Linked DNA regions of Mus musculus: all the other regions are linked to region 3. Evidence: chromatin contacts called from ENCODE Hi-C data. All regions are on one chromosome and are shown on one strand. Each heading gives the region's core, a stretch centred on a gene start or an enhancer-like site at or near the end of the contact. The rest is flanking DNA. Distances are from core to core; before and after follow the strand shown. Region 1 holds the start of Trmt2a (TRM2 tRNA methyltransferase 2A). Region 2 holds the start of Dgcr8 (DGCR8, microprocessor complex subunit). Region 3 holds the start of Eif4g1 (eukaryotic translation initiation factor 4, gamma 1).

Evidence for each region. A loop is a pair of places that touch in the nucleus more often than their neighbours do.
Region 1: a loop to region 3 is called in a map of T-helper 17 cell, with 4 times the contacts of the local background. The contact joins the promoter of Trmt2a here to the promoter of Eif4g1 in region 3. A Hi-C loop is called at or near these places in 3 of 37 maps with a recorded cell type or tissue (T-helper 1 cell and T-helper 17 cell).
Region 2: a loop to region 3 is called in a map of T-helper 17 cell, with 5 times the contacts of the local background. The contact joins the promoter of Dgcr8 here to the promoter of Eif4g1 in region 3. A Hi-C loop is called at or near these places in 3 of 37 maps with a recorded cell type or tissue (T-helper 17 cell and regulatory T cell).

Annotation. Positions count from the first base shown.
Region 1 is chr16:18,246,713-18,250,152 of GRCm38, reverse strand. It overlaps Trmt2a (TRM2 tRNA methyltransferase 2A), which reads right to left and starts at 1,270. Exons shown (of 12, transcript NM_001080999.2): 1 at 902-1,270; 2 at 120-667. The coding sequence starts at 922. It overlaps Ranbp1 (RAN binding protein 1), which reads left to right and starts at 1,459. Exons shown (of 6, transcript NM_011239.2): 1 at 1,459-1,605; 2 at 2,728-2,864. The coding sequence starts at 1,591.
Region 2 is chr16:18,287,650-18,290,839 of GRCm38, reverse strand. It overlaps Dgcr8 (DGCR8, microprocessor complex subunit), which reads left to right and starts at 1,672. Exons shown (of 14, transcript NM_033324.2): 1 at 1,672-1,737.
Region 3 is chr16:20,670,752-20,674,161 of GRCm38, reverse strand. Eif4g1 (eukaryotic translation initiation factor 4, gamma 1) reads right to left here and starts at 1,435. Exons shown (of 33, transcript NM_145941.3): 1 at 1,286-1,435; 2 at 201-294. The coding sequence starts at 260.

The DNA of each region.
Region 1 (3,440 bases), core at 21-2,520, 2.4 Mb after region 3:
CACCAATGGTACAGAACCATTGACATAAACTCTGTGTGTATCTTGAATTGCTTACATGGCTAATGGACCAGGCCAAGAGCAAAACCCAGCTCTGCTTGGGATGTCAGCACCACACTCACTTGGCCAGTTTCTGTAGCACCCGCTCACATTCCAGTCGCTTCTGCTCCAGCTGCTCAGTGTAGGGCACTGTCCACAGAGGGGTCACCACATCGGCAATTTGTGTTACTGATGGCTCACTATCACCTTCTTGCCGCCTCTTCCTAGCCATGGGGTCAGCCTTGGGTCGGGCCAGGCGTACGCTGAGCGGACAGCCTTTCCAGAGAGCACCGTGCAGCACTCGCAAGGCCTTGTCTCGTTCAGCAGCGCTTCGGAATGTTACAAAGGCACATGGTGGCTGTCCAAAGAGTTTGATTTTGTGGGACTGTAGACCAAAACGGCCTAGAAAACGCCGGACGTCACTGAAGCTGGCGTGGCGAGGTACATTTTGGAGCTCCAGTTTAAAGATTTCTGATGTGAACAAGTCATCCCTTATGTAGCTGTAGAGCCCAGGCTGCGTTCCAGGCCCTGCAGCTGGCCCAGGCCCTGCTTCCTCTTTTTGACATAGTGGGGCCGCAGAGCTGGGTACAGCACTGGCATCCTGGCCGCAGTCCTCCATGGGCTCCGGAACCTACGTGGGAACAGACGGGCCTGGCTGAAGGCTCTAATTGGTATGACTCGCTCCCCCAAACCGCTGACAGATCTCCATTAGTGCACACTCCACGAAGCCCTGGAGAAACCCGTTCTTTTACTCTCGAGACCCAATTCTCCCCCATCCTATCTTTGATCCGACAGTAATGACTGCTGCCCCAACCCACCTCCGCCCACCCCGTCCACATCTCCTGCACGTCTCCCTTTGCTTTACTTCCGCGGCCGGCTCACTCATCTCCTGGCTCGTCTGTTGCCCGGACCAGGGTGCTCACGAGGACCACCGGCTCGGCCTCCCACCCAACAAGGGCGCAGATACGAGGTACGCCGCCGTGAAGGTAGACCGCAGCTCCACACAGGGACTCAAAACTCGGGTGCTCAGAGCTGGGACTGAGGTTTGCGGATGCACTGTCCCCAAGGGCCACACGCTGCGCCTGCCTTCGGCTGGCCAGCGCACACTAGCTGCGTCTCCTCTCTCTAAGGGCTTGGTTCCGATGACGTCACCGCCGCGCGCCGAGTCCCGACTGATCCTTCCAGCAGCCGCTCACGCCAGCGTCGGAGGCACTCAGCCTGCAGGCGGAAGTGCGCGCGTGGGTCGCCGGGAGAGCGCGCTCCCCGGGCTGAGGCGCGGCCGGGCATGCGCCGCGGGCGTTTTGGCGGGAAGCGCGGGGCGGGCCGGACAATGAATGTCCGCTGTCGGAGCCAATAAAGCTACACTGGTTTTGAATCACTGCGCGTTTCCCGCCGCTGGGGTCAGGGGTCAGGGTTCGGGTCGGGGGGCGGAGGGAAGAGCGGACGGGCGGGAGCGCCGGCGCCAGACGCGGAGGAAAGGAGCTGCGACTAGCCGCCCAGAGGCCGCCGAGCCAGCGACGCCTGAGCTAGTCGAGCCACCGTCGCCGCGCCCCCATGGCGGCCGCCAAGGTACAGCGAGGCCCGGGTGGGGCAGGGCAGCCGGAGAGGCAAGGGCCGCTATGGGCGGCCACGTGGGCGGCCCGCGCCTCGGCCTCCAACCCTCGCTGGCTTGCGGGTTCGGGGCCTGTCGAGGCGCCTGGGCCTGGGGTGCTCGAGGTCTTTGGGGGTCCGCGAGTGGGAGCTGCTGGCCAAGACTCCGATCTCGGGGTCTACAGGGCGGCGCGTGACCTTGTGGTCTGCGGATGAACAGCCATGCCCAAACTGGGCTCCCGGCTTCACCTGGGGACCTGGAGGTGGCCGATCTCCTCCGTCGTGGCCCACTTGTGATCTTCCCATTAGGGGCGGCAATCCTCCTTCCAGTTGCACGCAGACCCCTTCATTCATTAGGACATTGCGCCTTCGGTGGGGAAAGCTCGCGTCCCAGCGCAGGGTACAGATATTAGACGCGCGGACTCTGGGCGGGGGCGGCTTTGTTGGTGGCTCGTGTGTCGGCCGCAGCTTAGCCGCAGTGCTGAGAAACCGAACGAAAGGTTTCTGTTTCTTTATCCTGTTGAGTTAGGTAGTGAGTCTGGGATTTCTCTATATTATCAAAGCACGTGATCTTGTCAGATTTAAACATGCATGTCCTTGTAATTCTCCAAGTTGAGTCAGAATCTTAGAGCTTATTTGTCATACTTTTCCTAGCTTCTTTCGGCTTAAAATTTCAAGCTTGGGTATTATTGCTGGAGGGATTGTAAACTAACAAGTGCTTGGATAACCCTCAGTAAAAACTGTTACGGCTGCTCTTCCTTTTGAGTATATCATGTTCTTTTTCATGGTGGGTATTTTTTTTTTTAACAGAAGAGGAAGTTTCTCCCAAGCTACTTTGCCAAGGACTTGGGTGTGTGTAACCCATTGATGTTTGAGTGTGTAGGAGTGTCAAAATACACAGTCTTGTTTCATGATATCCTGTGATTTTTTTTTTTTTTTTTGTGATGCTGGTTGTAAATACAATCAGATGATGTGAAAGATAAAACCAAAGGCTTAATTTCCAATTTGGGGAGGCATTTTCCAGATGCCATTTGTGATTGATGATGCCCATTGTGGACCGAGTCCACCAGCCAGCAACATCACTCTACCTTCTCTACACAGGACAGTCACGAGGACCATGATACTTCCACAGAGAATGCAGATGAGTCCAACCACGACCCCCAGTTCGAGCCAATAGTTTCTCTTCCCGAGCAAGAAATTAAAACGCTGGAGGAAGATGAAGAGGAACTTTTTAAGATGTAAGTCTGTTAAGGGGTCCTGGAAGTATCTTTAGATAGGCTGACTGAGACAGAGAGAAAAAAGAGTGGACAGGAAGCAGGTCTCTGCAGGCTATTTCTTTCACATTTTGCAGTACCCAGCAACCATAGTTGGACCACTTATGTTTACCTCTTCAATTTCTAGAGGAGCCAGCCAAGCTAGGAATTCTGTCCCTTGTATTGTTTCTCTTTCAGGTATAAGCCTTAGTGATATGTTCTGGCATAGCCTCTTTGTGATTTCTATCTGGAACTGCACAGAAGAATTCTAGGGTGGCTGGGCACACTGATTTCTGTGAATTTCATGGCTTGGACCCAGCTTGATAAAGGCTGTTTTAAGAAAGTGCTTGGAGATGTATGGTGACTAGTCTTACAATGAAAATTCAACCATTTCTCAGCCAAAAATGTTGCCAGGTTATCCTGCTGCCTTGTGGCCAGTCATGTGAAGGTTGTTCCCATCACTGTTCTGTGTCATCTGGGTGTCTCCAGCAGGCTGTGGGGGCTCACACTTTTAGTCTCAGCACTTGGGAGGCAGAAGCAGGTAGATTTCTGTGGATTGTA
Region 2 (3,190 bases), core at 423-2,922, 2.4 Mb after region 3:
CCACTACAGATGGTTGTGAGCCACCATGTGGTTACTGGGAATTGAACTCAGGACCTCTGGAAGAGCAGTCAGTGTTGAGCCATTTCTCCAGGCCAGGCCTTTCTTTTTTCTTTTCTTTCTTTCTTTCTTTTTTTTTTTTTTTTAAAGACAGGGTTTCTCTGGTAGCCCTGGCTGTCCTGGAACTCACTCTGTAGGACCAAGCTGGCTTCAAACTCAGAAATCCGCCTGCTTCTGCCTCCCAAGTGCTGGGATTAAAGGTGTGGGCCACCACTGACCGGCCATTTGCAATTTCTAAGAATTTTGGGGAGAAACTTTTCTATTTTGTTAAAATAGATACAATTGGGGCTGGAGAGATGGCTCAGTGGTTAAGAGCACCTACTACTCTTCCAGAGGTTCTGAGTTCAATTCCCAGCAACCACATGGTGGCTCACAACTATCTGTAATGGGATCTGATGCCCTCTTCAGTTGTGTCTGAAGAGAGCAATGGTGTACTAATATAAATAAAATATATCTTAAAAAAAAAAATAGATACAATCTCCCCAACCTTAGGGATATAACTCAGTGCTTTTAGCATTAACACAAGTGTGCTGAGACCGTGAGTTCTTCAACATGTTACCCTTTAGTCGTGTTTTTAGCATCCACTTTTCATGTCCAGCAGCAATTACTGAAGTGTTTGCCTAACGGCAGACAGTTTTCTATAAAATTTTTATTACACTTATTGACTTGAATCAGAACCTAAAGGAAAGCTAAACTATTTGAGGTTCTGGATAGTATAAATATAACTTATCCCCACCTTAGTCCCGGGCTTATAGCAATGAAGTAATGGTTTGTGGGTTCGGGATTTGAAGGGCTCAGGAACAGACCTGGCTAACTTCATTTTGTTTCTGAGTCACTTCTGTCCTAAAGAATTTTCCTAAGTCTCATACTGCTACCACGGGTGTCAGATGAGTCTGGAACTGCTTAAGTTTCTTTATGGTCTTTGGCACTGACACAAGTCTGCAAGGCCTACCTAAGGTCCACCCCAAACTAAAAGGACCCCCAATCGGCTCTGCTTCTCCTTCCTTTTTTGACACGGAGGATGCTGTAAGCACAGCGAACATTTTTAGTCATCAGATCTTTGTCCTTCCTGGTGTGATGATATTGCGAGTAAAACTCCTTTCCTATCCTCCGCATCGCGCATCTTATCCGTTGACTTTCTAGGATGGGTGTACCTCCAACATTGTCCTTGGGACGACCCAGAGCCGGAGGTCCATTGTCATTCGCAAACTCAAAAGTGACTATTGAGCTCAACAGAGGCCAGCTCATAGATGAGCTCCCAGCGTCCCTCGCACTCCCGCGCTCCCCGGCTCCCGGCAGCCTCTACGCGCCTCTCTCCCGGCGCGCCCCGCGGCCGCAACTCAGCCCCACCCGGAGCGACAGCCGTTAGAAGTGCCAGGCTTGCGGCTGGTCCCGCCCATCCCGGTCTCCATAGCGCCTCGCAATTGGGCCGCGCGCGCCTCGCGCTGCCGATTGGCGGCCGCCTCAGCCCGCTCCCGGCTCCCCCAATGCGCGGAGGCCGTGCGCCGTGATTGGTAGCCCTCCGCCAAGGCCCGCCTTCCGCTCGCCCGCGCGGCAGCGGGTCTCAAGAGCCGAGCGCTTTGCAAGGGCCTTCGCGGGTTGTGGCGGCGCCGGGGTCGGTGAGGGTCGACCGGCTGTGGTCGGGCTGCGGGCGGCTCGGGCAGGTCGCGGGCGCCACAGGTAGGTGCGGGGCGCGATGGGCGCCCCGCGGGCGGCGGGCGCTGCGGCCTGGAGAGGCTGCGCCCTTTCCTTCCCTCCTTCCACCCCCACCCCTCCCGGGCGAGGCCACAGGCCGGGGCTCGGGGCGGGGCGCGGCGCGCTAGGCGGGCTGGGCCACGCGGAGTCGCGGCCTTTGTGCAGTGGGGGCCGGGCCCGGAGCCCAGGCATCATGAACGTAGGGTGCTGTCTGCCTGGTAACGAAGCCCCCTGGGCGGTGGGCCCGAAGCCATTGCCTCGCCTTCTGGCGGGAGAGGTGTGGGCAGGGACACCTCAACGCCCCGAACTCCGCCTGTTTTGTTTGGAAAAAGCCAAGAAACCGCCCAAGTCTCCACCAAATTACCCGTGGATGAAGTGTCATGTAGCTTATCAGAATGTGGTTTTACAGTAACAATGAACGTTGTAGAAATAAATGGCAAGTGGCAACCTGTTGACAGCGATACATGTCAAGTAGTATCATCCAGTGGATTTGGGTTGCTGATGGTAGGAATTTGATTTGCCATCTTGCATGCTTGCATGTACCTTATTGCCAGATGCAGAGATGTCCTGTGTTGGGTTGTTGACTCTTGTATGCCAATCACTATTAGGGTGCCCACTCTCTGCTGGCTCAAACTAGACTCCCAGCCTTGGAAGTGGCTCAGTTCCCACTGTAATCCATCACTAACCGAAGATAGTGAAAGGCTGGCCCAGCTAGTGTGGCCTTTCAGTTTAGAATAGGATTTGCGGGGTGACAAAGGAATTGATGAGGTCATACTGCCTTTGGGTTGAGCGGGAGGCTGCAGCTGTAGCACTGGCCATCCGTTCAGCAAGTAGGAGTTGTTCACATGTTTTGGGTAAGCCCTGTGCCAGGGTCCAGGGGAGCCAGCAGTGGGTCTGACTTGCTCACAGTCTAATTGGCAAATCAAAATCTGCATCCATAGGTCCAGTCAGCTGAAGAATAGTGAGGTTTACAGGCAGGAGGGCTACCCTTTGAGCTGTGTTGCCAAACATGTGGAGCAGGCAGTTCACAGTGGCTGTCTGAATTTTACCTTGTGAGAAACATGATTTTGACTGGTTTGCCCAGTTTGGCCTTCTCTTGTCATCATTCCCCTCCCATGTGATCCTATGTACTTTTCACATCAGTTTCCTTTGACATCTTCCATGACTCCCATCTCCAGTACTGTCTGTCCTCCCTTCTGATCTCCAATCTCCTGCTTCTAGTTGTCTATTCCACTTTAACACCAAATAGGTTGATTCACTCCAAGAGATAACCACAGTCCGTGCCAGAACAATCCTTATGCCTGTCTAAAGTCACCTTGGTGCCTCTCATAGGCCTGCATGTATCTCCTAAGAAGCCTTGCCACCTGTTTACAACACCAGACCATTTCCCAGAAACTGTAACCTAAAGTCCCTGTCCAAGCTATCTGGTGAGCTTTTA
Region 3 (3,410 bases), core at 186-2,685:
AAGTATGGGGAGCAGACCTGTAGTAACAGCCTCAGCAGTCCACATGTTCCCTCCCTGTGACAGCCCCAGGGACAGCCAGGGGCCCTATCTCAATTTGGCAGCAGGCAGCTGCACTTTGCCCTGACACAGATGGGGGTGGGAAAACTGGGAGCTGCGTGACCTCCACCCCGCCGGAGTCCTGATCATTTAGCCTTGATTACCTGTGGGAGTCCAGGGGACCTGGCGGGTGGGGGGCCTGTGGGCTGGGGAGCTTTGTTCATTTCATTTGGTGCCACATTAGGGTCCCCCCAGCACCTGTTGGAAAGAGCAGAGCTCGGAACGAGGAAAGGACCCAAGCTTATGGCAAACGGGCTGGGGGAAAGGTTGTATCAAGAGCTAGGGCCAACACGGATTAAGGGAGGTGCCAAGTGAATGCAGAAACAGAAAACATACAGCCTGAGGACCCCACCAGCACACTGCAACACCCTGACCCCACCCTTGCCTGCTCAAACAGCCCCCTCACTCACCCCCTCGGTTAAGAATAAGTCCACAGTGCGGCCTACAGGTTCTGGGCATCCGAAGGCCTGGGGTTGGGAGGTGAGGGGTATCAACCTGGCTCCACGGGGCCCAAGACCAACCAGACCGGAAATTCCAGGTCTTGCTGGCACCAGGCTCCCGGATCACAAATGAAGCCGGCTGCTCCGGCCGTGATATCCCCACCCCCCACCCGGGGACACCGGGTTCGAAGCCTGCCGCGGGGCACTCGCGCGGGGCCGGAGAGGCCTGAGGCCGCCCGGGAACACAAGCCAGGAAGGGCGCGAGTCCGGCCGCACCAGCAGGGCGGGCGGCGACCGCCGCGAAAGCCGGCTCGGGGCAGGCGAGGGTCGGCCGCCGGGCGGGGCTGGGGGCTCCTCCCTGCCCGCCGCCGCCGCCTCCCAGCTCTGCGCAACGCGGCCAGTGCCAAAGAACAACGTGTCACTTCCCGGCGGCCGCCCGGGCCCCGCAGGGGGAGGGGGTGGCGGGTTTGCGCCGCACAGCCTGCGCCGGGCCGCGGCCCAGGCCGGGCGGAGGTGACTGTCTCGCCGCCACCCCAGCGCCCTCCCCGCCCGGGCCCTGCTCCCCACCCCCACCCGGGCCCGGCCCGGCACACGTGGGCCGGGGATCGGCCTGGCGAGTAGGGCCTGGGCGCAGGCTCGGAGCCGGGGCGCCGGGGCGTCGGCGCAGGGTGGCGGGCCCCGGCCCGGATGGCGGCGGATGCGGGGGGAGGGGTGGGGGGCCGGGTCGGGCCCGGACATGGCGGCTTTACCTTCAGTCTCCTTCAGTCCGCGCGGCCGAGCCCCACGCAGCCGCACAGACGTAGTCCACAACCATTTCCGGCTCCCCGCACAGATCCCGCTCGGCGGCCACCGCTTCTCCGCAGGCGCAGCCAGCGCCCCACGTGACCGGCGCAGAGGGCGGAGCTGCGCTGGCGCCGGGGAAGCACATGGGATTTGCTCCGCCCCATCACGTGACACCCACTGCCCGCCCCCGTGTCCCCTCCCGAACTTTGGAACTCCCAGGCCGACCCCCTCTGAGGCTCTGGCGGTTCTTTAGTTCATTCATACTTTGCGCAAGCATTTATTGAGCGCGTGAGTGCTAAGTGAAGTGCCGGCCTGGAGCTCAGAGTGCGGAATCTAAAAAGCAGTCCTGCCCTAGTAAGTGTAGTGTGCAAATTATGCAGCCTCTGAAAATGCTATAGATTTGATCTTTGATAGACCTATTAACAAAGGAAATTCAATATTGCACCAAAGAAACTGCCGCAATCTAAAGAAGCAATTTTACTTTTGTTTTTTTAAAAAAATCAGTTGCTCCTAGGGAAACGCAAAAGTCAACATGAAAACTTTGGAATAATGGAAAAAGGAATCCCAAAGCTGTACGTGTGCTGACTGGCTAAGGCAGGGAATCAGTTACCATAAGCTTTAAAGTAGGGAAATGTCACCAGGCAGTGGCGAGCCACGCCTTTAATCTCAGCATTCCAGAAAGATAGGCAGGTAGATCTCTGAGTTCAAGGCCAGCCTGATCTACAAAGCAAGCTCCAGGACGGCCAGAGTTACAGAGAGACCACATCTTGAAGATTTCTGAGATGGTTCAATGGTTGGCGCACTGGTTGCTCTTTATTGCCTGCTCTTCAAGAGGATCTGGGTTTACTTCCCATAACCCATAAGGCAGTTCATGTCTGTGTGTAACTCTGATTCGTTAGAATTCTGCCCTCTTTTGCCCTCTAAAGGCACCACATATGCATGTAGTGCACAGACATATGAAAACAAAACATTCATACACGTAAATATTTAAATTTTAAAAATAGGAAAATTTGAACTGGGTGGTGGTAGTCCACACCTTTAATCCTAGTACTCCAGGGGCATAGGCAGGAGAATCTCTGTGAATTAAGGGCTAGACTAGTGTAGAGAGCTAATTCAGGACAGCTAGGGTTACACAGAGAAACCCTGTCTCGAAAAACAAAAAAAATAGCCAGGCTGTGGTGGTGCACGCCTTTAATCCCATCACTTGGGAGGTAGAGGCAGGTGGATTTCTGAGTTTGAGGCTAGCCTGGTCTACAGAGTGAGTTCCAGGAGAGCCAGGGCTACAGAAAAACCCTGTCTGGAAAAACCAAAAAAAAAAAAAAAGAGTTGTACTCTATTGAACTGAGCATTTGAGCATTTAGTTAGGTAGCAGAGCCTTTCCCACTGGCCTTTCTCCCTCTCACATGCTACCTCCTAGCATGCATTATATCACAGAATTGGTGACCTAAGTGAGGGGGGCAATAATGTAAACTTCATCACTGTGCTACCAAGAAAGCAAGGCTACAGGGTGGGCAAATGCGGGCACAAGGATCCTCTAGATGGCCTGAGTCCTCAGTGGTCATGTGCTTTCCCAGCATTTGGGAGACCTTGGGTTCAATATGCAGTAACAGAAAACAACCAGTCCAAAAAAAAAAAAAAAATCACCATAATCAGTAGCTGGAGAGACAGCTCAGGTAAAAATTGAGCATGTGCCAGGTAGTGGTGGCACATGCCTTTAATCCCAGCACTTGGGAGACAGAGGCAGGCGGATTTCTGAGTTCTGCAGAGTGAGTTCCAGGACAGCCAGGGCTACACAGAGAAACCCTGTCTCGAAAAACCAAAAAAAAAAAAAAAAAAAAAAAAAAATTCAAGCATGTGATGGTACACATCTTTAGTTCCAGCACTTGGGAAGCAGAGGCAGACTCTTAAGAGTTCAAAGAAAGCCTGGTCTACAAACACAAATTGAGAGTTCCAGGACAGCCAGGGTTATACAGAGAAACCCTGTCTCGAAAAACCAAAAAAAAAAAAAAACCACTAAATCTGAATCTGCTCCCCAAGACCCACATTAAAAGCTGGCCAGGGGGGCTGGAGAGATGGCTCAGGGGTTAAGAG